2 separate regions of the Homo sapiens genome follow, and region 1 is linked to region 2. Evidence: chromatin contacts called from ENCODE Hi-C or POLR2A ChIA-PET data. All regions are on one chromosome and are shown on one strand. The core of a region is the stretch at or near the end of the contact, and the rest is flanking DNA. Distances in the headings are between cores, read along the strand shown. Region 1 overlaps RAB20 (RAB20, member RAS oncogene family). Region 2 has its middle 30 kb from the start of LINC00396.

Region 1 (6,063 bases), core at 1,779-4,278, 510 kb before region 2:
TGCTCTTCGTTTTGGAAATCATATTTTTCCTATTTTACTGTTTAGTTGCTGAACAGCTGGCAGGAGAGGACTTGTGCATTTATGATGAGGTCCAGTTTTGTGGAGTTCACACTCTTTTGAAGCCTGCTAGGAAGCCCCCTGGGGTGCACAGTAGAGGGTGTTCATATTGGATCAGCATTTGGAAAGATAACTGCCCGGGCAAGGAACCCTCAATGAAGAAGTGACCAGTTTGGGTCAAAGTGATCCTTGCAGTTTTCTGAAAAGCCCCTGTCATGCCACTTCCCCTGCCCTGGACATTTGTTTGGCTGAGGGGCAAGGCAGGGGTCGGGGCGTGGTCGGCACCCTTGACCGGCACACTCGTACATCACGGTGGCAGCACCTCTTTGTAGGGGCTCGGCCTCAGGGGACAGCCTGAAAATGGGGGAGCTGTACAGGCCTCTCTGGAGAGCCTCAGCTTTGCAGACAGCCTCCATCCCAGGGAAGCAAGTGAGCAGTCCACGTGAATAAGGCAGCCAGGCTTCCCCAGAGAAACAGACCTGACAGAGGGTGTGTGAGCTCAGGCAAGGTTGCTTTGTTGCTGTCTGGGGGCTGAATTCCTTCGTGTCTGGAAGAGCTCAGTCTTTACTTCTCAGGCCATCAGCTGATTAGACGAGGCCTACCACATCACAGAGCACTGTCTGCTTTCTCACATCCACTGATGTAAATGCTGATCCCACCTAAAAAACACCTTCCCAGCCATGTCCAGGCTAGTGCAGGACCAAACTGCTGGGCACCGGGGCCCGACCAGATACAGTTCCCCATCACGGTGGGTGGAGGCTGGCAAGCCATTGGCTCTCTGGAGGCTTTGGTGCATGTGGGTTCTGGGGGGAGGGCCTGCCCACTGCGTGGGGCCCTTGCCTGCTAGCTCTCCACTTTCCACGTACTGGTGGGGGCAGGTGTGTCCAGCCAGGCCCTGTGCTGGCTCCAGGCAGCCCAGCTCCATTCATGCACCCAGGGACTCTTGTGGGCCTTCCTTACTGCACTAAAATCAACAAACAATTGAATACAGTGTTGGTTATAGTAGTCAATTATTTATTCTTTTCTAATGCTCCTGAGGGGATGGTTGCTTCCACATCCCATTCTCTCTTTTTGAGATAGGGTCTTGCTCTGCTGCCCGGGCTAGAGTGCAGTGGCAGTATCCCAGCTCACTGCAGCCCAACCTCCTGGGCTTAAGCGATCCTCCTGCCTCAGCCTCCTCAGAGTAGCTGGGACTACAGGCACATACCATCATACCCAGCTCATTTTTAAATTTTTTTTTGTAGAGATAGGGACTCACTGTGTCACCCAGGCTGGTCTCAAACTCAGGGGCTCAAGGGATCCTCCCACATCAGCCTTCTGAAGTGCTAGGATTACAGGTATGAACCACTGTGCCTGGCCTCCACGCACCATTATTTAACCAAGTTCACTATCGGTTTTAAAAAAACAAACCTAGAGGGAATGTAGATCATGCCTGTGGAGATGGTCCCATGACTCTCAACTTTAGCCAAAACTCATCAACTTTACAAAATAGAACTAAAATAACCTTTTGGCTCGTATTTGTGGATGCAACCTGCAAACACTGGAGAAAGCATGTCGTGGTGTTTTTGAACAATCTCTGATGGGAAGTGTGTCACAGCTCCTCTAGGCTGCGCTGCTGCTGGTGCCATTGCTGGAGTTGCTTATTTTGCTCCCATCTCTGGTCTGGGAATATGCACTTTTCCTTTCCTCAGGTTGTCACATCGATGTTTTGTGAGCTCCCTGCCAGGGGGCTGTCCGATCTGGCAAGGCAGAGAACTCATCTTAAAAGTTTCTGTTCTCCGCTGGGCACAGTGGCTCATGCCTGTGACCCCAGCACTTTGGGAGGCCAAGTTGGGAATATAGCATGAACCCAGGAGTTCAAGACCAGCCTGGGTAGCATAGTAAGTCCCCATCTCTACACAAACATAAAAGAAATTAGCTGGGTGTAGTGGTATGCACCTGTGGTCCCAGCTACTCGGGAGGCTGAGTTGGGAGGAACACTTAAGCCCAGAAGATGGAGGCTGCATTGAGCCATGATCGTACCACTGCACTTCAGCCTGGGTGACAGAGCAAGACTCTGTCTCAAAAAAATAATAATTAAATAGGCTGGGCGTGGTGCCTCGCGCCTGTAATCCCAGCATTTTGGGAGTCCAAGGTGGGTGGATCACTTGAGGTCAGGAGTTTGAGACCAGCCTGGCCAACATGGTGAAACCCTGTCCCTACTAATAGTACAAAAATTAGCTGGGCTTGGTGGTGTGTGCCTGTAATCCCAGCTACTAGGGAGGCTTAGGCAGGAGAATTGCTTGAACCCTGGACGTGGAGTTTGCAGTGAGCTGAGATTGCATCACTGCACTCCAGCCTGGGCAACAGAGCAAGACTCTGTCTCAAGAAAAAGTAAATAAATAAATAATGAAAGTTCCTGTTGTCTCAGTGTTTGCATTTCCTGGTAGGGCTCACTTTTCAATGAATTGAAATACCAAGCTTTCTAATTCTTACATTTCAATAGCTGCCCTTTTATTTCCCACTTTCACTGGGTAAATTGCTGATTTTCACTCCTGGTGCACCTGGTATTCACCTGGGGCGCTTTTAAAGCTGATACAAATGCCAGCCCCACTCTTGCCCTGGCAGCTGGGTCAGGGTCTGAGCATCAGTATTTTTTAAGTCTCCCCACCCCATGCTTAAGATGTGAGCCAAGGGTGTCCGTGGCTTCTGATGGCTATCTCAACCCACTCTTATTTAAACCAATAGTGAAAACGACACAACACTTGGGGTAGAAGCCTGGCTGTGTTTGGCTTTGGGAAGGCTGAAGAGTGAAATGGAAAGCACTTGGGCAGTTTTTGGTTCCGCAACAGTGAATCAGGATTACTGTGGGTGCTGACTTCCCTTCCCCTTCTGCCTGAACCCTGGGCCATGTCAGCTCCACTGATCTGGCAACATCCGGAGCACCCCCAGGACCAGGGAGAAGGTCATCATCTGAGAATAAGAAACGTAGAAGATTGGTCCACTGCAAAAGCGCCCAGTCGGCCCCAGGAGGTGGTGTGTAAATGGAGGGATGATGAGACCCGGGACATGGGCAGCCCTGGGACGGTGGCATCCATCCTTAGGTTTGGGAGGAATCTCACGATTTATGGAACAAGCACTTCTATTACAGGGCCTAATGTGCTGGGTGCAGCTCCAGCCAGTTCACCTGTGTGCAGATTCTGCTTTCTCAGCCACCCTTTGGCAGGTGTAACCCACATTTTAGTGACGGGGAAACTGAGGTACCGCATGTCTAAGTGACTTGCCCAAGGTCACACGGTGGGGATTTGAATGTAGTCTGTCTCTAGAGTGGGGGCTGTTTACCAGAACGCTCTGCAGTCCCTGCCCAGCGAATTAGCCGGCACTTCCAGGATAGTTCTCTGCGTAAAATTTGGAGCTCCTGGGAAGGTGGCTGCATTCTGCAAATGCCTGTGCTCTGTGGGATCACAGGGTGGAGGCAGGCTTTTCTCCTGCCCAGCAGCCCACCTCAAAGGGGCCCTAGGCCCCTTCCTCTGCCTCTGGGGGTGGTTAGACCAGACTCCCTGGGGTGCCTGTTGCCAGCGTGCTTCTCAGGGCTCCACCGCTCCTGTGTCTGTTGCCCACCTCCTTCTCCATCTGTGCCTCAGTTCCTCCTCCTGTAAAACATGGGAAAGGGAAGCCTGCACGAGCATAATAAACCCTGAGGACTCACACTGTGCTGGCCATGCTTCTTCCCATAGCTAATGCAGCGCTTCCTATCCTTGATACAGGACGGGATCGTGGAAGTTAACAGCTCATTCCCTGCTATAAATTACGAAGTCCTGTTCTGGCTTCCATTTCTCTTGTTTAGACAGAACTTAAACCTCATAAAGTGAGTGGAATTAGCTCTTTAGGTGAACAGACACAATTGTGTTTTTAGATCTGTAAATTCGAGAAACAAACCTGGTGGGACCTGCCTCCTGAGGGCCCTGTGTCTGTGTAGAGGTGGGGTGGGTGGGACCTACTTCCCCAGGGTCCTGTGTCTGTGTAGAGGTGGAGCGGGTGGGACCTACTTCCCTAGGGCCCTGTGTCTGCGTAGAGGTGGGGCGGGTGGGACCTACTTCCCCAGGGTCCTGTGTCTGTGTAGAGGTGGGGCGGGTGGGACCTACTTCCCCAGGGTCCTGTGTCTGTAGAGGTGGGGCGGGTGGGACCTACTTCCCCAGGGTCCTGTGTCTGTGTAGAGGTGGGGCGGGTGGGACCTACTTCCCCAGGGTCCTGTGTCTGTGTAGAGGTGGGGCGGGTGGGACCTACTTCCCCAGGGTCCTGTGTCTGTGTAGAGGTGGGGCGGGTGGGACCTACTTCCCTAGGGCCCTGTGTCTGCGTAGAGGTGGGGCGGGTGGGACCTGCCTCCCCGGGGCCCTGTGTCTGCGTAGAGGTGGGGCGGGTGGGACCTGCCTCCCCGGGGCCCTGTGTCTGCGTAGAGGTGGGGCGGGTGGGACCTGCCTCCCCGGGGCCCTGTGTCTGCGTAGAGGTGGGGCGGGTGGGACCTGCCTCCCCGGGGCCCTGTGTCTGCGTAGAGGTGGGGCGGGTGGGACCTGCCTCCCCGGGGCCCTGTGTCTGTGTAGAGGTGGGGTGGTGGGACCTGCCTCCCCGGGGCCCTGTGTCTGTGTAGAGGTGGGGTGGTGGGACCTGCCTCCCCAGGGCCCTGTCTGCAGTGAGCAGGGCGTCTTCATTTCTGGCTGCTCTGAACTCACGGTTAAAGTCCTGGTCAGTTTTGCTGCATTTCAGTAGTTTGTCCAACAGTGTGGCTGATCAGACATTGGAGGCGTTCTTACAGATTCAGGTTTCCCTCACCACCAGGGGTAATTGACCTCTTCGTCTGTATGTGTTGGTGACATAAAGCTGAGCAGATCACTTACGGATTTGCTACATAGACGAGTAATAATTCCTGGACAAGTCGAACCTAGAGCCCCAGGCTCCGGTCACTCACCCATCCTCCCGTCTGCTTGGCCTGGAGACAGCCCAGGCAAAAAGGCGGGAGAGTCTGGCGGAAGGCTGGGCTCCTTCCTCAGGCTTGAACCCGTGCCCCCAGCCCTGATGATGTCAGGCCCGTGTTGGTAGTGGCCACACAGGCTCGGCAGCCTGGCTCCGTTCACCAGACCAGGGTTGGCAGCTCACTGACCCTTGGCTGCATTGGTTGAATTTGAACCAATTTGTGATTTTTCTCTTTTGCCCTGTTTCTGGGGCAGCCTGGGGCTCTGGCATCCCCAGAATTGGACCTGAGGCTGTTTATTTCTCCAGGAAAGTCCAGGTAAACCACCAGAACTCTCAGTGCTTTGGCTTCACGATTGGTACTGACGGACTCCGGTCTGGGGGAGAAGGCAATAGAGATAGAGATGCCTGATCCTGTTTCCAGGGAGAGGGACTTTGAAGTACTCAGTTTAAGCCCATACTTGTAGACAGGAAATCAATATTCTGAGAGATACAGGGGCTGACATGTGTATGGGGTTGGCAGCAGGGGGCTGACGGCCCGGCTCAGAGCACATTCACAAACTTCCAGAAAACGCGTGAGGGTCCTTGGATTCAAATACACTGTGAATCTGTCAAAGCCAAGTGCAAAAGGTCAAGTTGTAGTGACACCATTTTATTTTCATTGTCTTATGTTCACTCTCATGCCTTACATACCAGAGCCCCTACTCAAATTCAATTAGGATTAAATTCAGAACTTCTGTTCCCTGCGGGACTGGCCCTTCTTGGTGTGGACAATGCGCTCATTGAGAGCAGCCTGACTCTTCCATTAGCAATCCTAAAAGCTATACATTATCTCCAAAGCAGTATTTTAGAATTTCAAATATGAAAACTGCTTGCTTGTAAATTCTTTAGCTGGGGCAACTGCATTTAATTGGTTTGCATTCATTAATGGGTAGATAACAGATTATAGGGTTCAAGCAACAATTCTTACTTTTTTCTGGCTAGCATTTGTGATTCTTCAGTTCCTGTTTCCTTTCATTACTAAGATCTTTCCTTTTATATTATTATTTCCTTTTTTAG
Region 2 (6,127 bases), core at 335-2,834:
GGGCATTGTACAAATGAAGCTGACCATACCTTGTGGATAGCATTTAAAGGCAGTGACTCCACTGGGCTTGCCTTAGAAATGGGGCTGAGTCTCACTTGTCTTTGCCTTTTGTGGAAAACTTATTCGAGGAAATCAAGGAAGTGCTGGGCTCATTAGATCCATTTCAGTCTCCTAAGATGAAAAGCTGCAGATGCATTTCTGGGACTCTTCATTCCTCTCTGAACCTCCCAGTTTCCATCTGGTCCAACCTTGCTTCAGCTGGAACTGTTTTCTTTGAGAAAGTCTGATGGTGATGAATTCTCTCATGTTTTGCCTATCTGCAGATGTCTTACTTTTGAAAGATATTCTCACTGGACATCAAATTCTGGGTTGACACTTTTCTTCTTCCAGTGCCTTCCATCGTGAGCCCTGGTCCAGCCTCTGCCATCAGTCATAGCACTGTCTCCTTGAGCGAATGTATCTCTTCTCTCAGGCTGATTTTAAGATTGTCATTTTATTTGCAGCATGATCACCATTATGTTCCCAAGTGCGATTTTTAAATTTTATATTGTTTGGGTTTAATGAGTTTCTTCGATCTGTAGGTTGGCTTTTTACCAAAATTTAAAAAATTTTGGCTGCTATTAAAAAAATTCTGTTCTGTTTCCTCTTTTTTTCTTTTCAGACTCAAATTTCATGTATGTTAGGCTGTATGATATTGTTCGAGTAGCCACAAAGACTCTGTTTGTTTAAAATACATACATTTTACTTTTTTCCAGCATGGATAATTTCCATTTTTTTTTTCAAGATTACTTATCTTGTTTCTGTAGTATCTGGTCTGTTGATTGGCCCATCGGTGAATTTTTCAGTTCCAATATTGCACTTTCAGTTCTAGAATTTGCACTTGGTTCTTATTTTATTGTTTCCATTTCCTTGGTGAGATTCTTCAATTGTTCACTTATGATAACCATATTTTCCTGTAAATTTTTGAACATACTTATAATAGTTGTTTTGAAGTCTTGTCTTCCTAAATTCAGCATCCGAATCATCTCAGGGCTCTCTTTGTAGAGAATGCTTTTTTGCTTGATCATAAGTCAGAGTCTACTGTTTCTTTCCATGTCTAGAAACTTTGGATTGGATGACAGAAATTGTGGCTGATACACTGAGAAGTCTGGACAGTTCTTCACTTACTCTATTTTCACTGATATCTCATCCTATCCTCTGCAGAAGCTGTAATTGTTCCAGTTTATGGATAAGCAAACTGAGCCTCATGTTTGCTAAAGGAACTGCCCCACATTACACAGTTAACATGTGGTCACGCTGCCACTCAAAGCAAGACTTCCTGCTGTTATCTTGTTGCTAGATTTGTCCAGTTGGAAGTGCTTTGGCCAGGCCATCCCTGTGCCCACGCCACTAAAATTTATCCTGTGGGCCAAGATTCTGCTTCCTCTGAGAGGGGACGGAGGCCCGTGTGGGACCTCTGCTGTTCCGCGGGTGGGGGGCAGGACACAGAGCTTTTTTCCCACTGTTTCTGAAAACAACTGGGAGCACAATTAGCCCTGTTAGCCCTCACTGCACTGCCGTACGTGGCTGCCAGCTCTCCAGGGCCGTGCAGTAATCCCCAGGGCCTTCTGCAGGGGCAGCGATTAGCAGAGGTGTTTACATCTCTGAAATGTACCAGGCTATAAATAGAAGCTATTTTCTCAGCATCTTGTGACACTGGATTTGTTCTTTTCTTTTTCATTTTCTTCCCCATTTGTCAGCTTTAATAAAGAAAAAAAGGAGCAAAGGGGCAAAAAAAAAAAAAAAAAAAAAAAAAAAAACTCACCCACCAATTTCAGATTGACAGAAGGAGCATTCACTTAGCTTCTCAGAAAATCTGTGGCAGAGTTCCTGGCCTGCAAAAATGGAAACAAACTCCAAGCAAAACACACTGTTCTTCTGAGGAACAGAATGAAACTCAACAATGCCAGGAAGCAGCCCCCTGCCTCAGTGATCTCAGCGACGGGTGCCCCTGAGAGCTCGGAGCTGTTTCTGACAGATTCTGGAAATGACACTCAGGCACCTTCCTGGCTTCGGAGATCTCAGACCTGTTTCCCAGAGTCTTAGAGTCTTGGTTCTAGATTCTGTTTTTGCACAGACCTGGGATCCAGGAACTGAAAACATTGTGGGGCTATGCCTTGTCCTTTCTCACTCAGTTTCCCTGGGTAGGGCACTAAGGCTGTTCTATGACGATATAATGCACAGGGGTGGATGCAATAATTCCATGGTGGGGAGGGGCAATGCCTCAGGGATCCTGGTGCATGGGGCATCTCCACCACACAGGGCAGCCCGCCTCAGGACTGATGACTGCTTACCTGCATCTTCTACACTGGTGGTCAGACATTGGAATAAGAGCTTTTCATGCAGTATCTCATTTTTCCTGACAACAAGCCTATGAAGGAAGAACTTAACCATTTCATACATGAAGAAATTGAGGTGACCAGGATTATGTAACTCACCTCAGGTCGTGCACCAGTCATGGCAGGGACAGGCTTCACACAGAATTTGCAGCCTTGGCTTAGCTCCCAAACAACATTGCCTTCCCTTTCTAGTCCCCAGGGTTGACATTCTCTAAAGGACACTGGAAAGAGCCAGGAATAAGAAAGCTGATGGTGAGATCTCTAGAGAAGGCAAAGAGTCCTGATCCTCAGCAGTTTCCAAAGCATAGGACACAATGAAAGCTTCATGACTTTGAAAAGAACAGAGGGCTGAGGATCCAGAAAGGAGACATGAGTACTGGTGAAAAGTCCTCTGTGGATGCATCTGAATGTCCTTCTCATTGAACCTGTCACTCTCCCCACTCAACAGCTGGAGGGCCACTGATGTGTTGGAGAAAAGAATAAATAAAAGAGAGAAGCTACAGGTTTGGGTTCCAAAGTTGCCCATGCTGGTTATGGTTGGGAGCCATCTTCCTCTAGGTTGTGCAGTTGAACACGGGGATGCCCTGGCAACAAGGAGAGGGGCATCTCTTAGCTCCTCTTGGTTGCCACGGAGTTGCTTCTTGCTCAAGCCCACATGACCAAGGACAGAGTCACTGTCCCCCACCAAGCAGGAGGCTTCACTTCTTGAGCATCAAACACAGGCATGGGGTGGATTTCTCCTAGGGATTCCTGAGGCCATTGTTTTTGGGGCTCCTCCCATCCCCGCATCTATTTGCACTAACATGCTCTGCAGAACGGCTCATCAGAGGGCCTCTCCCCTTCCAGGCTGCTGGCATTAGAGGAATGCACCTCAAGCTCTCCAGAAACTTTTACCTCCACTCCTTTCCTCCATCCTCAATGACTGTGGCCAAGACCACTTGGATCCCACTTTGTTCAAGCAACACATCCTCCCAGGACCCACGAAGAGTGAAGGTTCTCTTGGTTACTTCCCAACTGACCTAGAAATGAAAAGTCATTATTGAAACTCCTCCAACCAGGGAGCCCACACTCAGAACACAAAGGATTCTTGGGCCAGGGGAGAGAAAAACACCTTAAAGTTATACCTGTAACAGGGAAACACAAATGTAAATTAATTTCTCAATCAATTCCCTGCTACAAATGTTTACAAAACATCCCAGTAGTCCATCAACCCAGAAGAACATATCAGATTGATATATAGTCCTGTAACACTACTTAGCTCCAATTATACAGTGGCTCCTCAACTTGCAGTAGAATTACATCCTGATAAACCCATCATAAGCTGAAAATACTGCATCAATAATGCATTGAACACACCTAGCCTACTGAATATTGCAGCTTAGCCTAACCTAACTTAGACATGCCTAGACACTTCCATTAGCCTACAGTTGGGCAAAATCATCTAACACAAAATCCATTTTATAATAACATGTTGGATAGATCATATGATTTATTGAATACTGTATCAAAAGTGAAACATAGTGTAGCTGTCTGGGCACTGGAAATGTGGTTTCTAGTGACTGCCTGTCACTGTGGCACCATAGTACAATTAAGAAAACATCAAGCCATCATAAGTTGGGGACCGTCTGTCAATATTTCTGTGTTTCTGGGGCTTTGGCCATGGCCAGGCCCTCTTTTCTCTTTGCTCAGGCCACACAAGGTCTCCTGGCCACAGTCTCACCTCCCTAAATCTATCCTCCATCCTGTGGCCATGGGTGTTTTAAATAATGCAAATATCATCTCCTTACTTCCACTTAGAACATCCCAGGGCTCTTCCTTGCCCGCAGGTTAGGTCCAGGCACCCTTCCCTCTGGTCTCTGCAGAGTCCCATCTCTGTGATCAGCACTGGTGCTCTAGATACACCCACTGCTCCCCATTCCCTTCTCATAACTCTGTCTTTACAAAAGCACCTCGTTTGTCTCCCCTTTACATTCAATGGGTGACCCCCACTCATCCTTAAAAACCGGGCTGGCCATCATCTCCTCCAAGAAGCATTTCCTAAGTTCCCCTGAGTGATTCTGCTGTTTCCTCATGTGTGATGAGGCTGGGACTTGGCCTTATTCTTACGGCATTTATTTCAGGACAGTAAAATAACGTGTACATCTCACTGCTTCTATTACAGTGCACTCTGGAGGGCAGACATCGTTTATTCATTCATATTTATTTCCTGGTACCATGCACCAGTCTGGAAACATCCAGACTCTCAAGGAATTGTGTGTTAAGTGGATTGCAGCTCCTTGAGTAGGAGCGCTGGGGGTGTGGGGGGGACCCTCTGCACAGAACTGCATGAGCAGAAAGAACAAGAGGAAAGGAATCTGCCCCTCTCATCCTACAACTTCTTTGTAAAGAAAATTGCGCTTTAATTTTTCAACAAATAAAGTCACCAGGAAAGGACATGTTTTTCCCATCTCTGCCTGGGTTCTCGTGGGAGAGTAAAGTGGCAGTGAGAAAAGAAAACTGTCCTGGGAAAGCAGAAGGAATATGAATCGCCAGACATCGGCGTCAGGGTGTGTGTCAGCTCCACAGCTGTCAGCTGAGGAGACATCCCCCACTCAGGACATGTTCCCCAGGAAGTAGTCAATGCTGTCGCCAGTAGCATCACCTGGATCATTGGTTAATGGGTCTGAGTCGCTTGATCATTCCATGGCTATCACACTTATTTAATTTTCTAAAGACAGAAATGAAAATACGTTTCAAGAAGAATACCAAAATAAAGTGCTCAGAGAACAAGCTGTCTGTCCACTGTGTTCAAAGCATTCTAGAAAACTGTAAGGGAGGAGAAAGGCATAGCATCTAGGATTGTGTTAAGACCAATGCCACCGCTGAGGGATGTTTACTGCATGTCTTCTTTTCATAAGGTAGTGTAAGGGGAAACACATCTGTCCTTGCCTTCCAAGAGCATATAATCCAGTTACAGATAAGATAGGTGGAAGACCACAAAGGTCTGTGTTGCAAGGTACACAGGGACCTTGTTGCAGGGAGATGTCTTTGGAACACTAAAGGGACCCTTGTACATGGTTGGTGGGGACATATATTAATACAACCACTTTGGAGAACAATATGGAGACACCTCAAAAAACTAAAAACAGAGCTACCCTTAGATCCAGCAATCTCACTGCTGGGGTATATACCCAAAAGAAAGGAAATCAGCATATGGAAGAGAGATCTGCACTTCCTTGTTTATTGCAGCACTATTCGCAATAACGAAGACTTGGAAGCAACTTTAGTGTCCACCAGCAGACAAATGGATAAAGAAAATGTGGTACATATACACAATGGAGAACTATTTAGCCATAAAAAAGAACAAGAGCCTGTCATTGGTGACAACATGGGAAGGAAATAGAAGACATCATGTTAAGTGAAATAAACCAGGCACAGAAAGACACACATCACATGTTCTCACTCATTTGTAAAAGCTAGACATTAGAACAATTGAACTCATAGAGATGGAGGGTACAGGGATGGCTACCAGAGGCTGGGAGGGTGGTTGTAGGGAGGGTGAGTGGAGAGTAGAGATGGTTAATGAGCACAAAAATAGAGTTAGAATGAATGAGATCTAGCGTCTGAAAGCATAGCAAGGTGACTACAGTCAATGATAATTTATTGTACATTTTGAAATAACTAAAAGAGCCTAACTGGAATGTTGGTAACACAAAGAAATGATAAATGCATGAGGGGATGGATACCTCATATACCTGGATGTGATTATT

Evidence for each region. A loop is a pair of places that touch in the nucleus more often than their neighbours do. ChIA-PET counts read pairs that join two places held with the same protein, here RNA polymerase II (POLR2A). Pooled maps may share reads with other maps.
Region 1: POLR2A ChIA-PET joins it to region 2 with 11 read pairs in WTC11. The contact joins two enhancer-like sites. A Hi-C loop is called at or near these places in 1 of 50 pooled maps. POLR2A ChIA-PET finds 5 or more read pairs at or near these places in 2 of 52 experiments (WTC11 and activated T-cell).

What each region holds. Positions count from the first base shown.
Region 1 is chr13:110,528,754-110,534,816 of GRCh38, reverse strand. All of the region lies in intron 1 of RAB20 (RAB20, member RAS oncogene family), which reads left to right. Among named protein-coding and RNA genes, the nearest start is that of COL4A2-AS1, 24 kb to the right of the region's middle. RefSeq lists enhancers at 1-621, 3,443-4,059. Within about 2 kb of position 3,028, at least 5 of the 41 ENCODE cell types and tissues checked have a DNase peak (open chromatin) inside an H3K27ac peak, as active enhancers do.
Region 2 is chr13:110,019,733-110,025,859 of GRCh38, reverse strand. It overlaps a transcript of LINC03082 not described here. Among named protein-coding and RNA genes, the nearest start is that of LINC00396, 30 kb to the left of the region's middle. RefSeq lists an enhancer at 1,596-1,765. Within about 2 kb of position 1,584, at least 11 of the 41 ENCODE cell types and tissues checked have a DNase peak (open chromatin) inside an H3K27ac peak, as active enhancers do.